Regions from separate parts of the Homo sapiens genome. Here all the other regions are linked to region 3. The links are chromatin contacts, found by Hi-C or POLR2A ChIA-PET in ENCODE. All regions are on one chromosome and are shown on one strand. The core of a region is the stretch at or near the end of the contact, and the rest is flanking DNA. Distances in the headings are between cores, read along the strand shown. Region 1 holds the start of ZNF780A (zinc finger protein 780A). Region 2 holds the start of NUMBL (NUMB like endocytic adaptor protein). Region 3 holds the start of SERTAD1 (SERTA domain containing 1).

Region 1 (2,700 bases), core at 108-2,607, 340 kb after region 3:
CTGTAGGTAGCACCCATTTGGGTCTGACTTTTTGTTTATTTATTTATTTAATTATCTTTTTTTATTATACTTTAAGTTCTAGGGTACATGTGCACAAAGTGCAGGTTTGTTACATATGTATACATGTGCCATGTTGGTGTGCTGCACCCATTAACTCGTCATTTACATTAGGTATATCTTCTAATGCTATCCCTTCCCCCTCCCCCGACCCCACTATAGGCCCCGGTGTGTGATGTTCTCCACCCTGTGTCCAAGTGTTCTCATTGTTCAATTCTCACCTATGACTGAGAACATTTGGTGTTTGGTTTTCTGTCCTTGCGATAGTTTGCTCAGAATGATGGTTTCCAGCTTCATCCATGTCCCTACAAACGACATGAACTCATCCTTTTTATGGCTGCATAGTATTCCATGGTGTATATGTGCCACATTTTCTTAATCCAGTCTATCATTGATGCACATTTGGGTCTGACTTTTTAAAAAATCCAATCTGACAATCTTTTTAAATTAAGGTGTTTAGACCATTTACATTTAATGTGATTATTGATATGGTTGAGTTAATCATCTTATTTGTTTTCTGTCACAATTCTGGAATGAAAAGACGTTTTGCTCTTTATTATTACATGTTTCCTCCTTATGTAGCATAGGAAACTAGAAAAATGATTTTGAAAGTTAAATATTGTTAGACTACAACAGTGAAATCAGGCTCTTCCTAGGAAAAGCAAGCCCTTTTTTGCATTTGTTTATACTATTTTAACAAAGTGTTAATTATTCATCCTTCAAGATAAGGCAAGTAATTATCTGTGTATTTTTATCCGTTTCCATGTCGTCCTGAATCACGTTTTTCTCTCCAGATAACAGGAACATTGTCTCGAAGAATCCAGGACATTTGATTCTGAAATCTCCAATGTGAACCACACTTCCTCTCCTAGTATATAACCAACCAATTCTTTAGTTCAAGCTTTTCAAATTTATCCTAAGTCCCCTTCAAATAGCACAGAGAAGTGGAAGCCTATCGCTGGGGTCTGAGACAAAGGAGTTAAAGCACCTACATGTTGACATAATTTTACTTTAAATTCTTCTTTCTTCTTTAAAAGTTCTGCTCATTTGCATTCTCCATGGAGAGAAAAAGTAAATTATACTGACGCTCCGAGAGGGAAACGCTCTTCTCACATGGGGATCCTTGCTCATGGCAACAACCTGTGCACCCCGCGGGCTGGAACTCCCACGAATCCACTAGGCTCGGCTCCCTTAGGGGTCAGCCCCCATAGTATGCTGGGATCAACCTGAACGGATCACAGCTCAAGGCTTCTGAGGCTTTTTCTGTTCGGGACTGTATTTCCCAGCGGCCACCGCGCCAGTCCACTTCCGGTCTCCGGGGTCGACGACATAGCGGGGTAAGGTCTTCACGTCTGAGGAAGAGATCTGTGGCTGCGGGAGATCTCTGCGGATTGGGGCTCCAGCCTGACTGACCCGACAGTGCGGGTGGCCTAGGGGGAGGCGCTCAGAGTAGGAACCCGGGGGTGCAGACGGGATCTGCCGGATCCCCAGGCGTGTGTGTGCGCGGGTATCAGAGGAGGGGGATTGTGAGATCATGAGTGACGGAGGGGACTGTGAGTGTGTGCGTGAGGTTCTATGCACAGGCCCGGGAGGGCGTGTGGACGCAGCGCACTTTGCTGAGTGACACTGTGCCGGTGCCCCTAGGCTCCTGCTGCTTCCTCCCTCTTTCCGCTTCACAGCTGCGGGGACTGCAGCAGAGGAATGGCCCCAGTAGGGAGGTCAGATATTGAGCCGAGAATGAAGCTTTACACAAGAAAGCGCAGAAGTGCCCCCGAGTGTTCCCCAGGGGGGCAGCTACATGTTGAGAACCACAGCGTCCTCAGAGCTCTGTCCCCAGAAACCAGCTCCAAACTGGTTGTACTGGTTGAATCGATTCCTCTTCCTTTTACTTCCTTCCTATTTCGTGTGAAGTGAGGGAAATTGTGGCTATGGAGGGAGGGTGTTTTCAAACTTAGTCTGCGCTCCAAGAAATGCCTGGAGTCTCACGCTTGCCGTATCCTTCTCCAGTCGTATTTTTATCCAAAAGAAGGACCTGGAGGAGGATGAGAGCGTTACTGCTGCACACCTAAAGTCAAGGGTGAGTTTGTGCTTTGTATTTGTTCAAGACATGCGTTTTTGATTTTAGAATATTGAGATTTCCCCTTAAATTTTCAGTGAAACTAGGGGGATATGCAAATTGATTCGTGCCCCCTCCTTCACCTTTCCACTTAATAGTCACAAAACAATTTGGCAAATCGTTCACACCTTCCTGTGCGCTCTCTTTTTCGAAGCTGGTATAGAAATACACCTCCAGTAGTTAATATTAAAGCTCCATTTTAGACCCATATTTGGGAAGGAGGAGATTAGTGTTTAGGTGGAATCACACACTAGACATCAGTTGGTCTTTACAGACCTCCTTTTCAAAACAGGGAAGAATGGAGATGGTTGGATGATCTCCATTGCCTGTGAGGCATTCGGTAGTGGAAAAGTGACCGCACAGAAATTGGTATCAACAAGAGCCAGGATTTTTCCAGGGAGTCCATGAGATGATATTTGTAATACTTGCCAGATCTCTCTGAGGTTTGGCAGCTCCAGTTGTGTTTTAGGCGTGTGTGTGTGAGTGTGTGTGTGTGTGTGTGTGTGTGTACTGTGAGAGGCAGTACA
Region 2 (2,700 bases), core at 160-2,659, 260 kb before region 3:
GGACTCCTGGGTGGATCCCTCATGACAGCCTCCATGGGGGATTCAGTCCCCAGAGCAGGCCGTACCCTGCTGTAGTGCCTCTTATCCCTTCCCCGTCTGCCCTGGGTCAGAGGAGCCCCCTTGGGCTTCCCAGTCTTGCCTGGCTCTCCTCCTTGGCCCAGGAGCTCAGGATCCCTGGGGCTGGGGAACTCCCAACTTCGTGCCCTAGATCCTGCACCTCCCCACTCGAAAGTGGGTATCCGAAAACTAAGCCAGGGAAGCGGTTAACTTATCTTTGCCAACATTTGAGGGAGCCTTGGGCCGCTGCATGTCGTTATGCAGATCAGACTCATCAGGGGGAGCCCTCACCTCTGCCTCAAGCCTCCCGTGGAAGGCGAGATGGTCCTGGAGGCAGTCCTCACCTCTGCCTCCCTCGCTCCTCCAACAGCTGCCTTCTCCCGGGTTCCAGCCTCTCAGTGTGTTGGAGAGGTAGGGGTGCGGGGTGGGGGGGAGCTGAATCTTCAATCGGAATAAAAGCAGCCCTCCCCTTCCCCCAGCTCTTTTCTCTGCGCTAGGGTTGGGGGGAGAGGGGGAGGAGCTCGCCAGCGGCCTCCAGGTGCAGATGGCCAGCCCCCCTGCACCCCCTTGTCTGAAAGCCTCAGCCCTGCCTGTGCCATCTGTTGCCGGGAACCTCCTTCTCGCCTTCCCCACCCCCCCCCACGTGCTGACCACCTGCTCTAAGGGCTGTGGCAGCTGAGGCCTCCCACACACACAGTGCCTCTTGGCTGCGGGCTCCCTCCCCTCACTCCTGGCAACCTCGCCTTTACTAATGGGCTCTAATGTCCCTGCCAGCTGCTTTGCCAAACCCACAGGATTGGCGTAGGGGGCGGCGGGGGCGCCGTAGCGGCCAGAACCGCGCCCTGGTCCCACCCCGGCGCCCCCGTTCCCAAAGCCGAACCGATCGCGCATCAGGACGCCTTGGTCTGTTCACACCCCCTCCCCTTCCTTGCAAAAAGTGCCTCGTCACCGCTCCTGCCCGCCCCCGCCGGGCTGGGGAACCATGGGGTTAGCGGGAAGATTTGGGGGTGTGGGGCGGCAAGGCGCCTCTAGAAGCAACTCTTTCGGACGCGGAGCTGGAGGGGATCTGAGGTCAGGTGTCACGGAGGGAAAGGGAGCCCAGGCCAGGACGGACCGGGGGAAAGGACTCGGCGATGTTCATAGGCATGCTCAGCTCGGGACTGGCCAATGGGCGTGGCGGGGCGGTGGCCGCGCCGGGGAAGGCGGGATGGTGTCTGCGTGTGGGCGGGGTCTTCAGGCCAAGGGGCGGGGCGGGGCGGGACCTTTCTGCATATACGGCAGGCGGCGGGCCAATGGGCGGGGTCGGGGCGGGGAGCCGAGGCCGAGGGACGCTCCCCCGCCCCCGGAACGGAATCCTCCCGGGAGCCGAGGAGGCTCGCGCGCGTGCATCCCGCACCATCCCCCGGCCCCGGGCCCTGGCCGGCGTCAGACCGAGCTGCCGCCGCCACCACCGCAGCAGCAGCAGTCGGGGAGCCAGGCCCAGCCAGGGCCGCGGGAGGCGGGGGCGCCCGGGCCCTGGATGTCCCGCAGCGCGGCGGCCAGCGTGAGAAGGGCGGGAGAGGGGGGCTCGGGTCGGGGGCGGCGCCGCTGCTGATGTGGCGGAGGGTGGGAGGCGGCCGCGGCGCCCGGATGGAGAGAGGGTGCCAAGGCTGGAGAGGGTGGTCCCGGGTGGGGGTCCAGGAACAGGCCCAACAAGCCAAAGCCCAGGAGACCGGGGTCTTGGGCACAGACCCCTGGGCCATCTCTTGCCAAGGCCCTGGAAATAGGGATCCTGGACACAGACCCCCCACAAAACCAAGGACAGGGGTACAGAGATTCTAGGTACAACTCCTAGAACTAGATGGGGATGGAGATGGGGTCGGGGACACAGCCCCCGTATCAAACCAAGGCCTCCAGGACGCGATTCCAGACACAATCCCTACCTCTCCCTGCCTAAGGGGGTCTCAGCACAACAACTGCCTAGGTACGGTCTCGAGGATGGGGTCACTGGGTACAGCGTTCCCACCACGCCAAGGCCTAGGGGGACTCCAAGCACAGCCTGCCCCCAGGTCTCAGAGGCACCCTGGGCACAGCATCCCCCCAATCCTTGGGCGGAGTCCCAGGCACAGCCACTTCTCAAAACAAGGTCCCTGTGCCTGGGACTCCACCCCACCCCAGCCTGAATAAAATAAGGACAATTTCAGGCAACCCCCAATCCCTCCACCCCCTGGCTTGGTCATGGGTCCCAGGGCACAGGATCCCTAGGCCACCCCCTTTGTCCCCAGGGCTGCCCAGCTGTCCAAGAGTGGCCCCACCCGCAGACAATGCACCGCTTCCCCCTCCTGGACCTGGCCCTCAGGCTCCAGGATACAGGCTGGGCTGGGGGCGGCTCCCCAGGGACCGGGTGCAGCCCTGTCTGTCTGCAGTGTCTGCGGTGACGGTGACGGCGGCTTTGTGTGTGGTACCTGGGGGGAAGGGGGGAAGCAAGCGATGGGGAGGTGGCTAGGAGTGTGCCCTGTGTTTGTGTGACTGTGGCTGTGTATGTGTGTGTGTGTGTGCACGCGTACGCTGCAGCTGGTGACTGAGGAATCCTGTGTCGTGTGTGTGTGCTTGTGGTGGTGTCTATGATTGTGTCTGTGACCCTAGTATCTGTGTGACTGTGTA
Region 3 (2,700 bases), core at 175-2,674:
ATCTAGGTGAGAGAGTATTCAGGCGTGAGCCACTGCATCCGGCCATGGGAGGAGTATTATACCCTGTCTACCTCTAGCCCCATCCTGCATGTCTATCCACCTTGAACTAAGAGCTTGTCTTATTACAACAGCTATTACTACTAACAAAGAAACAACGTTGCTAACCAGGCATGGTGGTGTGCGCCTGTAGTCCCAGCTGCTTGGGGGTCTGAGGCAGGAGGATGGCTTGAACCTGGGAGGCTGCAGTGAGCCGAGATGGCACCCCTGCACTTCAGCCTGGGTGACAGAGCGAGACCCTGTCTCAAAAGCAAAATAAAATAAAATAAAAAGTAAAGAAAAAAATAATAAGCAGCTGGGCGCGGTAGCTCACGCCTGTAATCCCAACACTCAGGGGCCGAGGAGGGCGGATCACCTGAGGTGAGGAGTTTGAGACCTGCCTGGCTAACATGGTGAAACCCCATCTCTACTAAAAATACAAAAATTAACCGGGCGTGGTGGCGCACGCCTGTAGTCCCAGCTACTCGGGAGGCTGAGGCAGGATAATTGCTTGAACCTGGGAGGCGGAGGTTACAGTGAACCGAGATCGTGCCCCTGCACTCCAGCCTGGGCGACGGAGTGAGAATCTGTCTCAAATAAATAAATAAATAAATAAATAAAATGAAAAAAAAAAAAAAAACACAAAACATGTTGCACCCCACTCTGAAGATTTTTCATGAATTAATTTAATCCTTAAAAACAATCCTGTAAACTAGGCGCTATTTTCTCTCATTTTAAAGGAGAAACAGACCAGAAGGGATTAAAACACTTGCCGCAGGTCACACAGCTGCTTAGGGAATGGAGCCCGGGATGTGATTCCGTTGGTATCGCACTCCCACCTCACTCCCGCCTTTAACCACAATTAAGTCCAACTGTCCAGCATTGCTTGAGTGTGGTATTGTGTTCTTATAGATACGATCCTACTTAAAGTATCCTGTCAAGAGGTAGGCAAGACGATCCCCATTTAACTTTGTGTAGCTTGAAGAGGTTGATCATTTTTCCAAGGTCACGCATCCAGTGAGTGGGGAATCCGGAGTCGGAATTTGAACCCGGGCATTATCTGTAGTGTAGACCCCTGTCGGGGCTGGATGTGTAAGAAGCTTAATTGCCGGGTTTGGCAGGTGCATGGGTAGTTGTGAGGGGCTCGTATTTTGAGAGGCAAAAGCCCCCACTCGCCACCGTTCCCCGGAGTAAAAAGCCACCTCTTTCCACCCCTCACTCGCGCAGCTGCCCGGGCATGCGCCCTGAAGCCCCTCCTTCAGAATCCGCCCCCTACAAGCTCCGCCCATCACCATGCAGGGCCAATCCCTGGGGCGGAGGGCGGGGCAGCCACGAGAGTGGGCGGTCGCTAAGGGTAGTTAGGAGTCTGGAGTCGTGAGCCGGAGTCAGAACTGCGTCTCGCGACCCAGGCGCGGGTTTCCGGAGGACAGCCAACAAGCGATGCTGCCGCCGCCGTTTCCTGATTGGTTGTGGGTGGCTACCTCTTCGTTCTGATTGGCCGCTAGTGAGCAAGGTATGTAAATGAAGGGGCCTGGGAACAGAAGGGCTACCAGCGGCCGGGTCCTTCACAGAGTTCGATCCCTGGGTCCGACAGGTGCCCGCCGGGGCTGCCCGGGATCGAGACGCACGGACCTCTACGTGCTGTCTGCCCCGGCCGGGCCGGGTGAATCACGCCGCAGTCCGAGAAGGGGGCGGAGGCGCCGGCTTCTTGGCTCCGGCTGCGTGACTCACCCGCCCCCGCCGCCGCCGCTTCGGGAGGAGCCGCCTCCACTGCCGGAAGCGAGCGGAGGCCGGGCGCAGAGAACAGCCCGCCAGGGGTCCCGGCTCGCACGGCGCCGGGAGGCCGGCAGGAATCACAGCCGGGAATCGGGGCAGTAGAAGGGGTCCTGGGGTCAGAGGGGCCAGAATCCCCGGGGGAAAGCCGGCCTGGGCACCGCTAGGGGGCGCCGGGACCCGGGGGCGGAGTCGGGGGTGGGGGCGGAATTCCTGCGGTTCCGGACTCCCCGGACTGCGGGGAAGGGGACGAAGACCCTGTTTTGAGTAGTGTGGTGGGCCATTCTTAAAATCTTGCTAGGCAGGGTTCCGAAACTGGACTCTACAGTCTTCCTGGCCCAAAAAAGTAGGTAGCGCCAGGAGTCCAAAACTCCAGCCCTACCCCCGCCACTCCAAGAACAGTGGACCCTCAAACTTATCTCAGTGACTGAACCCGGTGCCGATCACGATTTCCCGACAAGCCCTGTCTATTCTGCCTCCCAAATAAGTCCTGACTCGACCGACTTCCTTCCATGCCACTACCAGCTCCTACTCCAGGCCATCACCATCGTCCGTCCCAAACGAGTACAGCCTACCAGTGGGTCTCAGATCCCCCCTCTTTTTGCCCCCCACAGTCTTCCTCGAAGCAGCCATGGGGGGGATCTTCCGGAAACCTAATCAGCTCACAGCACCATTCCCTCCCTGCTCAAATTCCTTTAATGACTGCCCACCACACTCAGGATAAAATCCAAACTCCCTACTTCTGCATATGTGGCTTTCTGTGACCTGGCTTGTGCCCGTTCCCCTAGCTGCTCCCCAATCTGGTCTCCTACCATGTCACTCTCTGTGTGCCACCCATGCTGGTCTCTTTCCAGTTCAAGCCCATCCAGCCTCTGGGCTTTTCTCTGCCTT

Evidence for each region. Hi-C counts contacts between places; a loop is a spot of excess contacts on that map. ChIA-PET counts read pairs that join two places held with the same protein, here RNA polymerase II (POLR2A). Pooled maps may share reads with other maps.
Region 1: a pooled map shows a loop between it and region 3 (5-fold over the local background). The contact joins the promoter of ZNF780A here to the promoter of SERTAD1 in region 3. A Hi-C loop is called at or near these places in 5 of 50 pooled maps. POLR2A ChIA-PET finds 5 or more read pairs at or near these places in 2 of 52 experiments (B cell and BJ).
Region 2: a loop to region 3 is called in a pooled map, with 4 times the contacts of the local background. The contact joins the promoter of NUMBL here to the promoter of SERTAD1 in region 3. A Hi-C loop is called at or near these places in 4 of 50 pooled maps. POLR2A ChIA-PET finds 5 or more read pairs at or near these places in 2 of 52 experiments (PC-9 and WTC11).

Annotation. Positions count from the first base shown.
Region 1 is chr19:40,089,600-40,092,299 of GRCh38, reverse strand. It overlaps ZNF780A (zinc finger protein 780A), which reads left to right and starts at 1,357. Exons shown (of 6, transcript NM_001142578.2): 1 at 1,357-1,394; 2 at 2,065-2,134. RefSeq lists a silencer at 1,206-1,535 and an enhancer at 1,083-1,624.
Region 2 is chr19:40,689,360-40,692,059 of GRCh38, reverse strand. It overlaps NUMBL (NUMB like endocytic adaptor protein), which reads left to right and starts at 1,409. Exons shown (of 10, transcript NM_004756.5): 1 at 1,409-1,600. The coding sequence starts at 1,577. COQ8B (coenzyme Q8B) reads left to right here. Exons shown (of 15, transcript NM_024876.4): 15 at 1-530. The coding sequence ends at 25. RefSeq lists silencers at 717-956, 1,277-1,616 and enhancers at 303-1,240, 2,456-2,505, 2,179-2,700.
Region 3 is chr19:40,424,716-40,427,415 of GRCh38, reverse strand. SERTAD1 (SERTA domain containing 1) reads left to right here and starts at 1,424. Exons shown (of 2, transcript NM_013376.4): 1 at 1,424-1,549. RefSeq lists a silencer at 1,967-2,056 and an enhancer at 2,099-2,700.